Linked DNA regions of Mus musculus: all the other regions are linked to region 1. A link is a loop called in an ENCODE intact Hi-C map of the cell type or tissue named here. Cell type or tissue: gastrocnemius. All regions are shown on one strand.

Region 1 (5,000 bases):
GAAACAAAGGGGAGATAGCTATAAGTGGCCATACTATAAGAGAGAAAAAAAAAAGACTGTTGCATCTCTAAATTCCATCCAATTCTTTCTCCAAACCAATTATTTCTAGTTGTCTATCTGATAGCTACTCCTGACTGATCTATGGATGCCAGCAACAATTCTAGTTCCTCACCTTGGGTCCCCACAACAGTCAATTTAGCCAGAAACCATCTGGCTCCCCTCTCCCCTGAGACTAGCCTATAACCAAGTTTACTTCTCAAAGCTCATGACAAGTCATGCCCTCACCGTTCCCCTCTGCTCTGACCTTCATGCCTTCCTCCCGATTACCTCAACAGTCTAAAACTTCCCATTTCTTCTAACACACTCTCCCTGTGGCCAAAGTGGCCATTCCAAAATATCTCCCACTTTAGACCAGTTGGGGCACCTCAACCTCAGTTTGTGACATGGTTGCATGAGGTGCTCTGTAAAACAGACAGCGCCATGCACCACCTTCAACTCTTCCCTCCTTCTTCAGTTGTACCCTGACACATCTCTGCTCCTCAGGAAGCCTGGCAGTTTCTTCCCTTCCCGCTCCTGTACCTGTCAAGCACACAAGCATCCCCACCACAGACAGAGAAGGCCCTCCCTACTTATTCTGAACCTTCTAGGCATTCTTCCCTAGCGGAGCAATTGTGACCACTTCTCAAACATCTCTTCCCGTAGAGGAAGGTTCACAGATATTTAACTCTGAATCCTGAGCATTGACCTAAGCCTGGCACATAATAGAACTAAAAACATGTTTGCTAATTAAAATGACTAGTGACCATAACAGAGTTGGGACCTCCTCCTGATCTTTACTCTGACACACACACAAACACCTCAAAATGCATCTACCTTATAGGCTCAGGGGTAAGAGAGATGGCTCAGCAGTTAAGAAAATCTACAGCTCTGTAGAGGACGCCAGCCCAGGTCCCAGCACCCACATCAGTGATTTACAGCTGTCTGTAACTCTAGCTCCAAGGAATCAGACACTCTCTTCTGGCCTCCACAGAAATATCCACATACATAAAAGACACACAAGAACACACAAATGAGAGGAAGAGAGGAGGGAGGGAGGGAGGGAGGGAGGGAGGGAGGGAGAAGAACCCAAGTTCACCACAGCTCCAACAGTTCAAGTCTCATGGTTTTAATATTTATGTTTATTGCTTATGTGTGTGATGTCTTCCCAAGAAAGAAGCCTGTCTCATTCACCACAAGCCTATAATATCAGTAACATTCATTTATTTGATATTTATTGAGCACCTACTTTATTGTGTACCAAACTTAAGTACTAGGTAGGCACTCATGTTCTACAGGGGTCGGGGAAGGACAAACAATACATAGGACAAATAAAACCTAAATGCTTAGGGGAAAAAAAAAAAGCAGTGAAGACAAGAAGAGTGAGGAAAGGCTTAGATTCTAATGGCCCTAGTGAAGACTCCAAGAAAGAGAGCAGACAAAACAGACATCCAACCACAAGAACAAAGCCCTTAAGTCAAAGCATGTCCTGCGGTGGTGTTGGGGGTGGGGAGAGAATGTGGGGTGTAACAGACATTGAAAGTATGGGTCACGTTATTTAAAAGCCTTACAGCTCACTACAGGGAGCTTATATTACTATTGTTGTTGTTATTTCTATGATTAGTATTACTGTTATTATTACTAAAGCGCTGACCTTTGCTTGTACTGAAAGTCATCTAGGGGGGTAGGGGTGGGGCAGGGTCTAATGTAGATCAGGCTGGCTTCAACTCGCTTTGAAAGCGACACCATGCCGCCCATGCTGTGATTTTCTTTCAGAAGGGACCCAATATACTTGGGCATCCCTTACAGAAGACAGGATACAGGGTACCCAGAAACAGGTGAGACAACCGAAGCGGCAATCATTAGCATCCTGTCGGATTCTCCGTAAAAGGAGATTAAAGTTGACAGGGGTTCGCTGGCCGCCCCTTCACCCGGAAGAGCCATTCTCTAGAAGAACGGCCCCCACGCCCCAAAGAGGGCAGTCAGGCCGGGTGACGCCTGGCAGCCGTGGGTGGGCGTGGCGACAGAGCACCAGTGGGGAGGACCACGCTCGGAAGAGCCTAGTCACAGCACTCGGCGAGCAGTCGCCGGCCGGCATGCCCAGCTACAGCAAGAGAGGAAGCACGAGCCTCTTCGAACTAGGCTCGGTGTTCTGCTTCAAGGCCAGGCCCCGAACTCGGGCCCAGGGTCGGCTCGGGGCCGCGTGGGCGCCCACACCTCACACACCTTACCTGCCTCCGTCGCCGCCCGCTGCCGGCTTCTTCACTACGCCGCCGCCGCCGCTTCTCGCGCCGCTCGCCCGCGCCTCCTGATTGGCTGAGGCAGTAAGCTCCCAGAAGCCCCTGCGCGTTGCGCCGCCAAATGAACTTTATGGAGACCCGCAAGAGGACACAGGCGTGGGGGCGGGGCGGGGCCGGAGGCGGGGCTGTCGCTACAAGTAAGTCAAGGAGCTCCGCCCTGCTCCCGCCCACGTGGTTGGAGTTGACAGTCCTAGAGGAAGCATTTCCGCAGTTCCCAATGCTGGGCAGACCCAGAGAGCTCGGCCACTCGGTGTAGAGCTTCAGTCAAGTGCCTGGGCCTGTTCTAGGTGCAGGGAACACGGTGACTTCCACAGCAGACAAGATCCCTGACCTCAAGCAGTTCTCAGCTTGGCCAGGGAAACAAAATATAGTGAATAAATGCAGCAGTAATTAGGAGAGCTAAGAACGGAAAAGCAAACTAATTGAAGAAAAATGGTCGGATGGCCAGGAAAGGTGTCATTCCAACTGAAAGGTGAAAGATAAAAACATGTTTTGGAGTTTCTCAAGGGAAAAGGCTGTCTTTTGGCAGCCTGAACAAGCAAGCTAGGCTGGCCACCTGCCCCGTTGGCCAATTACAGAAAAAAGCAGTGGTGATACCCAAAGAAAAGAGATTACTTCAGTGTGGCCGCGTTGGGAACAAAGTGTGTCACTGGGATATACAAGAACCCTTCAGGAGGTTCTTAGTCTAGTGGGTAAAAGAAATTTGAAAACAGGCGCTGAATGAAAACAATTTTGTTGGGAGTTTGAGAGAAAAATAACAGGACAGGCAAGCTGCAGGTCTCAGCAGCTGCTGAGAGGAGAGACCTGGATAGGAGGAGGTTTTGACAAATGTAAAAGAGTGTGGGGCTAACTGTAAGCACTCGTGTGTGAGTGTGTGTGTGTGTGTGTGTGTGTGTGTGTGTGTGTGTGTGTGTGTGTCCTGGTGCTCAAGGAGGCCAAAAGAGGTCATCAGATCTCCGGAGTAAGATTACAGGTGGTTGTGAGGCGGCATGGGTACTAGGAACCAAACCCAAAGTCCTTTGCAAGAGCAGTATGCTGAGCCATTGCTTTAGCTCCCGTAATAGCCTGTAATCGTTAAAGAGGCACTTTTTGGATTGCACAGTCTCGAACATGTCTAATCTTTCAATGAAGGTCACCGTCCTGACCTAATGAGGACCATGTGAACACAGGCCTAGGCAAGGTTGTCACCATTAATAATTCTAGTTTGGTAGATGCCTGTTTGATAAAGTGTTCTAGTCAGCTTTGCCTTATATGCTTATAAAACATAAATACAATTAACATACAAAGATGCCCACAATGATTAGCATTATAGCTGCACAGAACTTCTTTCTGCCTGCATGTGTATGTTTGTGGTATATATTTGTGTATGTGCAGAAGTATGTGGGCAGCTATGTGCACATGTGCTTGGAGGTCAAAGGTTGCTGTTGGGTGGCTTCCTCTAGTCACTCTCTGCCTTATTTTTTGAAACAGGGTCTCTCACTGAACCCAGCGCTTACCAATGGGCATAAATAGCTATCCAGTGAGCTCCAGGGATCTACCTGTCTCTGCCCTCCTCCCCTGAGCACTAGGGTTACAGGAGCCACCCTCCACACTGGGCTTTTGCTTGCTCAGTAGGTACTTTACCAACTGAGACTTCTTGCCAACACAAAAGATTTTATTATTTTTATGACCTTAATTAATGTGCTTGTGAGAGACAGAGAGAGAGAGATCTCTCTCTCTCTCTCTCTCTCTGTGTGTGTGTGTGTGTGTGTGTGTGTGTGTGTGTGTGTGTGTACTCAGGTCCTTAGACTTGCCATCAGTGTCTTTATCTGATGAACCATCTTGCTAGCCCCAGAAATTATGTTTTGTTTTAATGTCATGGGTATAAGTGTTTTTGTGTGCATATGTGTATGTGTTCCGTGTTTGTGCCAGACACCCACAGAGGCCAGAACAAGGCATTGAATCCCCTGAAACTGGAATTACAGACAGTCATAAGCCAGCATGTGGGTGCTGGGAATAGAACCTGGGTCCTCTCCTAGAACAACAAGCACTCTTTGCCACTAAGCCAACTCTCCAATTGCCCCCCACCACTAAGTTCTTTATAAAATAACTCAGCTTCTATTTTTCCAGCAGAATTCAGAACCTCTGGCTCAGTAAGCTCTACAGCGGTGGTGCTCAACCTTCCTAATGCTGAGACCCTTTAATACAGTTCCTCATGTTGTAGTGACCCCCCCAACCATATAATTACTTTGTTGCTACTTCATGACTGTAATTTTGCTGCTAAGTTGTAATATAAATATCTGATATGTAGGACCAACAGTTCAAGACCTGCTGATCTATAGAAATGACAAAAATCAATACTTCAGACCTTTCTTTTGCCTGTGTAGGGAAGGAGAGTAGTGACCGGTGCGCCTCAAATTTACAATAGTAAGACTCATTTAGTCAAAGCAAGCAGATGTTGGCCAGTGTCTTGGTTAGGGTTTTATTTATATGAAGAGCTACTGTAACCATGACAACCCTTATAAAGGAAACCATTTAACTGGGGCTGGCTTATAGTTCAGAGGTTCAGTCCATTGTAGTCATATTGGGAAGGATGGCAGCGTGCAGGAGTTCTACATCTGGATTGGCAGACAGCAGGAAGAAAAAAATGACAACGGACTAGTCTTGAGCTTCTGACACGGCAAA
Region 2 (5,000 bases), 60 kb before region 1:
CAGGCCTTTGGGGTTAATATGCCCATACCCAACTTTCCTATTTGCTCCGCCCTTCTAGGGTCCCAGAATAGACACATCACTGGCTCTTGGAATGGGTTTTGATTTCCAGCTTTCTGGAGCACACAATAGCTCCCATTCAGGAAGGAATTGGGCAATTCAATGACATCCAGGGCCAATCCTTTTAACAGTAGAGAAGCATAGACATCATAAGTCTAAAAGATCCACAGTATAAACCACACACAGGCCTGAGTGTTTACATATATGTGCTAACATATGAATGCCTGGTTTCTATGAAGGTCAGAAGAGGGCTCCTCTGGAACTGGACTTACAGCAGCCACATGGGTGCAGAGAACTGAATCCAGGCCTTCTGCAAAAGCAGCAAGTGCTCTTAACTGCTGAACCATCTCTCCAGTTCATCTTTGCTAGAGGAACTAGGCTGCCTTGTGATGTACCTGATGGAGAATAACCCAGACCAGAACTTCAAGGTTACGTCCATTTTCCTACCAATACTGTAGGTATTTCAAGGACCCAGTAGCCAAAGTGGCTCCTAAATAGCTAGAGGACAGGAAGATGAGCCTTACTGTAGTCAATACAGACTCTGGTATTCAGAGTACCCCAGAGAAGAGGAGAGAAGAGGCCTAGGCAAACAGACCTCTGTTGTGCCTAATGGACATATTTCTTAGCTTATCTGCTCCTCAACGGTGAGGAACTGGTTCAGCAAGTAAACATGCTCTTCCTTTTGAAATCCTGAGGACCTGAGTTCAGATTCTCAGAACTCCATACGCACGTGTGTACACATGCGCATGCATGCATGCACACATACAACATAATCTTTTAAAAAAGAATCTCTAGGGCTGGAGAGATGGCTCAGCAGTTAAGAGCACTGACTGCTCTTCCAGAGGTCCTGAGTTCAATTCCCAGCAACCATAAGGTGGCTCACAACCATCTGTAATGAGATCCGATGTCCTCTTCTGGTGTGTCTGAAGACAGTGATGGTGTCCTCACATACATGAAATAAATAAATAAATCTTAAACAAAAATAAGAATCTCTAATGAGGAAATTTTCTATGTACAGTTAAGTCAGAAAAGAAAAGCCATTAAAAAATATATTTTATGCTGCTTTTTTTTAAACAGGTCTCAGCTTCCATTTACAAGTAAGCATGACTTGAAGAACATATAAAGTTCCTCACTGCTGTTCACACAGATATGCATTAAATTAGAGGCTGCTGCACAAAGGAAAAGCCATATTTGATATGGCCCTCATGACACAAAACACTCCTTATTCTCTCTTTCCTTCAACAGACCAACCAGCCAACCATGCTGTCAAATGGAGACAGCACTACAGCCCGTGGGTATCTGACAAGATGCAAAATCCACAGTGGACAGCACAGAACCTCGGTGCTGCCTCCCATTTAATATGCATGACAGATACAAATCAACAGGAACTCTGTAATAACCAACATTCAAAATACTTACATTTAAAATTTTACATTTTCTTATTTGGGCCAGGGGTCATGACACATGTAGAGGTCAGAGGTCAGAGACAACCAGTGAGTTGGTTCTCTCCTTCCATCACATGGCTTCCAGAGTTTGAGCTCAAGTTCTTAGATTTGGCAGCAAATGCTTTTACTCGATGAGTCATCTAGCCAGCCCCCAAATCAAAATATTAATGTGAAGTCAACAGTGATATTAGGAATGAACACTACAATTGAATGAACTGCCAAGGCATGAATAAAAGGCATAAAGACAAAATAAGCAAGAAAAGGAGTGGTGGCACATGCCTTTAATCCTAGCACTTGGGATGCAGAGGCAGGCGGATCTCTTGTCAATTTGAGGCCAGCCTGATCTACATAGAGAATTCAAAGACAGCCAGGGCTATATATTGCAACCCTGTCTTTTGGGGATGGCGATAAAGGAAGTGGATAAATAAACAGAGTAGTAATTCTTATTCCGAGATGAAACAAAACCCACAGTGAGCTGGGCCTCTGCGCTGGTGTGGATATGGTTGCTCTTCAGCAGCCCTTTCCACGGTGTCTGCCGATACTCCCCCAGGAATCATTCAAGTGCAAATGATAAAACTCAAAGAACTGACACTTTTATATTTGGGTAGTCCCCAAGCTTTAAATTAGAGAATTTACATAATGTCTTAAAGTACTTTGGGTCATTTTATCAGATAGAGAGTACTGTGATAAGATAATATATAGAATGAGGCTGAATCTCAACTAACGTTTATACTTTAATCTCCAACTCAGATTTAAAGTAAGTCCCACTGCTTGTTTTCTACAAAAATGTCAAATTATCTGTTGATAGACTGCATATGTTCCCCATAAGAGAGTAGGGTCAGACAGACAAGAATGATGCCACTAGTCGGATGCTGTTGTGTGAGCCTGTGCTGAGCCTCTCGGCCCTTTCAGCAGGTGGCAGCAGATGCATGCTCAGATAAGTCTGGAGCCAGAGGTGGCATAGTGCTGTACAAGTCACGATGACGAATCTCACTTTGTATTTTGAACAAAATGAACTTCAAGTGTTAACGCTTTAAAGAGGGCCATAAAATTGTATGCTTATTTGGATCCTTTAAGGCAGATCAAATTATTATTCAAACTGGTTTACTTGGCAGTTTTCTAATTCTCCCCCAGGAGGAGAACTCAGTGTCCCAGAGGAGATCTAATAAACACAAAAATGCTCAGCATGGGTGGTACCGCCTCCCAGACCAACAAAGGGCACATGGGCAACATTTGACCTTAGGGTGCTGACACACCTGGTCTCTTCAGAATCATGTCAGTAGCAGTTCATCTGCACCACTGCCTTCTAAGAAAGCATGGGCCTTAAAGAGGGGCATTACTGTAAGCCCACTCACACTTTTTGCACATTTCCTCCTTATTACCCATCTCTATTTTCCACACCCCCAAAACAAGCAAGTGCCAGAACAAAAGCCCAAACTCTAAGACTTGAGAGTCAGGTAAAGCTATGGGCGAAGCAGCAGCAAGTCGGGTGGTGAGGACTGCAGAGATGTGTAAAACCCCGCCTGTTCACATAATGTGGGCACGGAATACTGGGTGCCTCCTCCTAGCTCTGCACAAAGGCATCACACGGAGTTGCTAACTTGAGAAAGACCAAGTTAGAGGCTGCATCTCAGTGATGCTACTTAGAGCTTATGATGCTGCTGCTGCTGCTGCTGCTGCTGCTGCTGCTGCTAAGCCTCTTCTGTCCCTTTTAAGGGCAGTGGGACATTTTTATTACCTGCCAATCCCATCTCACACCAGCCATTTCTAGATATTCAAGAATGATAACTCACACACCTCAGTTATTGGGAGACTCCATACAGAGGTTACAAGTATTAATGGCATCCTATAAATGACATTGGTGACAAAAAAAAAAAAAAAAGCTTTTCTACAGATTTTGCTTTCCCTCCACATCCCAAAAGGTCCTGCTGTTCCTTCATGCCCATAGAAAGCACTATCTTTTCACAAGAGGACTGGAGAGAGGGGACAACTTTGTCTGTGCTGCTGTCACACCACTCCTTAAAAACTACGCCCAAGCCAGGTGTGGTGGCGCACGCCTTTAATCCCAGCACTCGGGAGGCAGAGGCAGGCGGATTTCTGAGTTTGAGGCCAGCTTGGTCTACAAAGTGAGTTCCAGGACAGCCAGGGCTATACAGAGAACCCCTGTCTCTAAAGAAAACAAACAAACAAAACAAAAACAAAAAAACAAAACAAAAAAAACCCTATGTCAAAGCCTACACCCAGTGAGAGAGACCATGATGCAGCATGGAGTGACAGACCGTGGTAGCAGGCCCTCTGCTAGCCATTCTCCCTCTCCTTCTCCCTCTCTGCTGGGGAAATGTGGCTGTCACAGTGGGTAGATATCAAGGGAGCAGGGGGCCAACCAGCGGCTCTGACACTGGGGTAGCACCAAAGAGAAAACACAGTTGTGAGCACTTCCTCGTCTTCATCCAATTGCCCCTTAACCTCAGCACACTTGCTATAGAGACATAAGAAAGGGGAAGATTCTGCAGGAAGAACTTTTTCAATTCACCTTTGCAAATAGAATGAATACTAATAGTATACTGTGTGCTTGGCTTCAAAGAGCAGCAGCAGAGTCCTCTCCTCACCCAAAGGCATTAGTAGGATCTCAAAACTGGGCGGTTGCTCTAGGGGAGGAACAAGGTGGGTTCATTAGGGGACGAAAAAAGCATTTCAAGCTCATCTTGGGCTTTGGGTACTAAACCTGCCCTGCAGCATAAATGGGAATACAGCAATAATAGCCTAGCTGATAAGCAACAAGCCTTTCCATGGCCCTTAACATACACTCTGAAAAAACCCACTGAAGTAGTCTCTACTCTAAACAAGAAACAAGACTAGGAGTGGAGCCTGAGCTTCATCTGACCTTGTGCCTTCCACCCTGTTGGGAAAAAAAATGAAAGCAAGCTTTGGACACTGAGCCAGGGGTTGGGAGTTGGGGAGTTGGGAGTTGAGGTTGAGTAGAAAGTGTGTCTCAGTCAGGCCAATGAGAGCCAGCAACCTGCTTTCCACGGAGCTTAGGATTAAGCCTGAGCTCTCCTTAGCAAGCACAAGAAACGCTGTAAGGACAGTGTTTAGGAGCCACGCTCATATTAATTCCCAGCTGGTACCCACTGTCAGTCATTCACAATGCAGTCAAGGATGCTCTGCAGCCTCTCCTGCTCTGCAGCCATGCTTCTGCTGACGGGTCTGAGCACAAGCCAGCATGGGTGTCACAGAAGTAAGCCTTGTTTTCACTGCAGTCCCTTCATACTCAAAAATTCATTTTTCAAAAAATTGGAAACAACCAACCAAAGACATTTTCTCTGATTTCACAGTGTTTTAAGTGTAATTTGTCAGAGCTTTGTTAACCATGCTTAGAGTTTTACTCTCTCCTAAACCTCTTTATTAAGGCTGGAAACCTTTCGACTTTACTCTGTTAGAGCCAAGGAATGCTGGGGAATGCACCACTCAGCCCAGTCATCATAGACACAGCTGCAG
Region 3 (5,000 bases), 51 kb before region 1:
TTATTGTTTTTAAAAGCATGACAATGAACTGATTTAATGTTGAACTAAAACTAGTTATTTCTGATATCAAGCTATTAAGTGTTATTTATAGAAAACATTATTATTATCTTGTTATTTTCTAAACACTGTTTACATGACTTAGGAAGTTTTTATTTTACTTATAAACATCATAAAAATCTGAAATACATGTATATGCAAGACCTATACAGTTCTCAATTGGAATTTAAGAAATTAAAAATACTTTCTTAATTGCCAATAACTGATAGCTATTAAGAATTTATGTTAGGTACTAATATTTAATTTTTCTCATTTAAAATCTTATACTAAACCATTCCCTGTGAGATAATTCCAATCTCTGACAGTATTTTTTTTTCCTAACACAAGAAACCCAACTTATGAGATTCTATGAACGAATACACACATACACATACACACACACACACACCTAAATTCTAAAGAAGGAACTGGTTGGAGAGAGAGAGAGAGAGAGAGAGAGAGAGGAATTCTAACTTCATATTTCACATACAAATCCTGTGGTTCACTTAGCTCTTAAAAAAAAATCTTAAAGAAAGTCTACACTATTTGCTACTTAAAAATGAAATTCAAAAAAATAAAAATAAAAAATAAAAATAAACCAGTTCTTTAAATCTTCAGGCAGATCTTTGCCCCACCCAAACAATTTTTTGCTTTTAAGCAAAACATTAAAATGGCAAGGCAAAAATCTAAGTGATTCTTAGAAGAATTGAATACTTTTTCTACAAAAATGAGTTAAGCACTACAAAATTTATCTCAAAATTCCACACAAACCAAGACCTTACCTTTCAAAGACATTGCAATGTGTTGTCATTCTAACACCAGGGCACATTTATCTTAATTTCTTTATGAGACAAGAAATCCTACCTGACGTTCTCAAAAAACACAAGGAGTTGCAGCCGGCAAGGCGATCCAGTCAGTCACTGCAGCTCTCCTACCCTTCTAGCAGGGCGAGTGCTGCCGGCTCCAGTGCTCAAGGCTTCCCACCCTAAACTGCCTGGATTGAAAAGTCTGGTGGGAGGAGGAAGAGAGAGAGGAGAGAAAGAGAGGAAAGAAAAAAGGGGGAAAAAAAATCCAAGCTCTCTGCAAGTGCTAATCTGACTAAAGCACTAGAGTCCAATTAGACAATGAGACTGTCGCATCCTCTTAAATGGGGTGCACGGCAGGACCCTGCACAGAGCACTGCCATCACAAGAGCATGCTCCACACAAAATCAGAAAAGTCAGCTCTCAGTTTGCAAGCACAAACTGATGGGAGTAACAGTTTATAGGTTACAGAAGGGTATTTTATTGTTAACGGACTGTACCAAGTTAAGATTAAAGAGGGGGAGAGACAACATGTAGGCAAGGAATGCCAGGATACTTTTTCCTTCAACCCAAGCCACTCCAATTTCTCTGATGTGAATTTCTGATTACTTCCGACATCTTGCATGGCTAATAATCACTTCTCTGTCATGTTCGGTTAAAGTGGAAAATGCATTTGCTGCATTGTGATGCAGTGCTGTGGCCACAGATTGCTACACCAGTTGTGCAAAGCTGGTCCCTTAACTGAGCAGCAGAAATCTGCACATGTCATGATGCTAAAATAAATGGTAGTTAAAAGACTTTATACAGCAGCGGGCAGATTCTGCTATTTTAGTCTACAGAATATGTAGCTCCAATGTGCAGGATTATCTCAGGCACCATGCCCTTGTCAACTGCACTGCCCTTCAGAGAGAACAGTAAATTCCCATCTTAAATGCTTGGTCTCTTAGTAGTTAAAAGATTTTGATATTAAACAGTTACTCGGGTTAATTATATCTTTGAACAGAACAGAGGTTATTTGCATTTCAGGAATATCCCGCCAGTGAAACTGTCAGTGACACAGGAAAATGCAGGGTTTTTATTAACATATGCTCAGCTCAACTGTCACTTCTTAGTACAACATTTCGGGGGAAAACATATGATGTGTATGTAATGAATGTCCCCATTCTACTGCAACAATTTTTAAGGTGCTTGTCAGAAAGGGGTACTTTTTTCCCATATGTTTAACATACATCCTAGAAATTAAAGATCAAGATACGGATGTTTTTCACGGTAATAAAAGAAAACTCAATGCAGCAAATAAGTGTGCGACTACAAGAATGTTTTTATAAAATAGCAAAGATGAAACCATACCACGATGGTTAAAGTCAGATCAGTGAAAGGGCACACACGGGAAAGAAAAGAAACGAAAGCGCATTCCCTCTTCAAATCGACATCAGAGAACCTGGGAGTGTAATCTGCTGTCTGCAAACCCAGAACCTACAGTTACAGAACGTGAGTGATACAGGATACATGCCAATTTCATAATGTACTTTTATATAAATATTAATTTGGCCACTTAGCATCCAGAGTTTGGATATTTAAGGTTGTTTATTCTATCATCAAAATTTGTATTTTAAGAAACAGAACCAAGTCATAGACTTTGGTGCTAAAAAAACCAAACAAACTTATAATTCATATATTTCTTACATCAAAACTTCTGTCAATTAAATACACAGAATTGAGCTGCTTCTGACTTTTCTATCTCATAAAAACAAATCAAAGCCTTCAACAAAAGGAATGAACACAGGAGCACACTCCGACTGGTGTCAGAAAGCTGAGTCAGACAAGGAAAGAACTTATGATACTGACATAGAAAGCAGCCCAGGAATGCCCATCTTTGCGACAGCAGCAAATACCTAACTTAGAGGTGCATGTTGCTGACAAGGGCTGTAAACTTGAAAAGCTTTCTGATTTTCTGATCCTAATTTAAAATTAACTGCACCAACAGTGCTATTCAGTGCCATAGCAGATGTCACAATAGTTGTTGCTGACATTCAACAATTCAAGTTTTTATTCCAGACCCAATACAAGGTACCACCAACAGCTCAGAACTGCACAAGGAGGAAGGCAGGATCATGTGGTGGGGGTGGCTTTGAAATTAACCAGGCTCAGCTTAGGCTCCAATTACTGAACAAAAGACAATCCTGGGGGACTTCTCTCTGAACCAGAACAAGAAGCAAACTCATTTGTCTTTTATCAAATAAATACTGTATTGAGCATAGCAGACATGTAGCAATAAGGATTCTGTCTGGAAATGGAAGATGCAAGAAAAAAAGAGCCCAAATACCCAAGTGTGGTAAAAGTCAAAATAGCTCACTGGTACAGAATCTGACATACAGGAAAGTGAGGACACTCTTTGTTTACTTAAAAGCAAAAATCTCACTGCACTGAGTCTGTAAGGCCTTTTTACTCTTTACTAACCCCACCCGCAAATTAAGAGGATATTTCTTCATATCAAAATAAATTCTAAACCAGGTCAGAGCCTTTTCCCCCCTCAATCCATGAAAATTTTTAAAGAAACCAGGCAAGAAGCTCTCAGCTCAGGACTGCAGAACACTTTGGCAGAAAAGACCTCCAAGGCAGAAGAGACAGAGGTGTAGCTAATTTGCCTTCAGACTAAATGTCTGAATGTGGAGGTCAGAAAAGCACTGCGAAGGTACCACTTACAAAAAAAGAAGGATCTCTACGTGTGTCACTAGCCAAACACAAACAAATCCATTCTTTTTAAAGATTTATTTATTTTATGTATTATGAGTACACTATTGCTCTCTTCAGACACACTGGAAGAGGGCATGGATCCCATTACAGATGGTTGTGAGCCACCATGTGGTTGCTGGGAATTGAACTCAGGACTTCTGGAAAAGCAGTCAGTGCTCTTAACCACTGAGCCATCTCTCCAGCCCCCAACCCATCCTTAAATGTCTATGAGGTCATCCATTTTTTAAATTTAGTCCTAGACACTAAAAACAAGCAAAACTGACAATGTTGATTCATACTTACAACCACGGCATTGCGAGGCAGAAGCATAAGGATTTCAAATCTAAAAGACAGCCTAAGCTAAACATACAGTGAGCTCAAAGCCAGTTTAAGCTCCATACAAGACCTTATCCTGGAGTGGGAAGGGGACTCGGTGGTTAAGAGCCCTCCCTTAATGTGCTTCCAAAGTGTATCAGGCTGCTCACCACAGTCTATAACTCCACCACAGGAGATCTGACACTCTCACCTTCATGGCCACCTGCATTCATGTGATGAATATAAAGCCACCAGGCACATAAACACACACATTTAGAGATCAATAATCTTTTTAAAAAGACTATCTCAAACAAGCAAATGAAAAAGGGGGGACATAGTATTAACAATATGCTAATAAGTGTTAACATTAGATAATATAAATGATAATACTGTAGAACAGAAAAGAAAGCCACTGAAATTCTATAGTTCATACAGAATTATAAGCATCGTCAGATAAAATCACATTCATGTAAATGACTGTGAAGAAGTTCTACATGCACAACGACCACAAGCACATTACCCAAAACTGGGTGGACTCTGTTTTGCCAGGTTCACTGGGTTGGTGGGAAGATGGAGCAATATTGCTAGAGGGTACATCCTATTTTAATTTTTATGGCAGGTCTCACTCATCATGTAGCCTAAGCTGACCTTAAGCACTATCTTCCTGCCTCAAGTATCTGGGTAGCTGAGATTACAATAGGGTAACCCTCCTTTATTTCTTCTTAGTATTTACCTGCTCTCAGACTTATAGTACCTGCTGCCTACATTCCACTCCTTGGCAGGCATTTCATCTATAACACTTTATGCATTCATGCACAAACATATGTACAAGCAAAAGAACACTTAGCACATCACTTGTAAGTTCCCCTTCCTGGCTTTTGTATGACTCTATTATCCACCTCTCTCACTTTCTGCAAGCTGAACCCATTTTTATCTCTCAAAGCCTACTCAAATACTAATTACTCCACAGATTCTTCTCAGCCTCCCCAGAACTCGTTATTGCCTCTTCCACCTCAGAACTCCCAGGGCATTCAGAAGTTCGCAGCACCCTCACTCAGCTGGCAGCTTGATCCTGTTGTGGGACCATTAGTCCTGACTCTCTAGAGAAAA

Evidence for each region. Hi-C counts contacts between places; a loop is a spot of excess contacts. Peaks named below come from ENCODE experiments on the same cell type or tissue, not always from the same donor. Only the 100,000 strongest peaks of a DNase experiment are listed, where the experiment ranks them.
Region 2: it touches region 1 in a loop (2.6-fold over the local background); 7 of 42 quality-filtered maps call a loop at or near these places.
Region 3: a loop joins it to region 1, with 2.2 times the contacts of the local background. A loop is called at or near these places in 7 of 42 quality-filtered maps.

The regions. Positions count from the first base shown.
Region 1 is chr8:94,211,899-94,216,898 of GRCm38, reverse strand. It overlaps Nup93 (nucleoporin 93), which reads right to left and starts at 2,335. Exons shown (of 22, transcript NM_001357266.1): 1 at 2,268-2,335. In gastrocnemius, CTCF peaks have their summits at 2,357 and 2,557; DNase peaks (open chromatin) are centred at 2,083, 2,416 and 2,878; H3K4me3 peaks cover 1,571 bases; H3K27ac peaks cover 1,570 bases.
Region 2 is chr8:94,271,679-94,276,678 of GRCm38, reverse strand. All of the region lies in intron 3 of Nup93 (nucleoporin 93), which reads right to left. Among named protein-coding and RNA genes, the nearest start is that of Mir138-2, 50 kb to the left of the region's middle. In gastrocnemius, a CTCF peak has its summit at 2,418 (motif pointing right); no DNase peak of the experiment used is centred here.
Region 3 is chr8:94,263,124-94,268,123 of GRCm38, reverse strand. All of the region lies in intron 3 of Nup93 (nucleoporin 93), which reads right to left. Among named protein-coding and RNA genes, the nearest start is that of Nup93, 51 kb to the right of the region's middle. In gastrocnemius, no CTCF peak of the experiment used is centred here; no DNase peak of the experiment used is centred here; H3K4me3 peaks cover 772 bases; H3K27ac peaks cover 773 bases.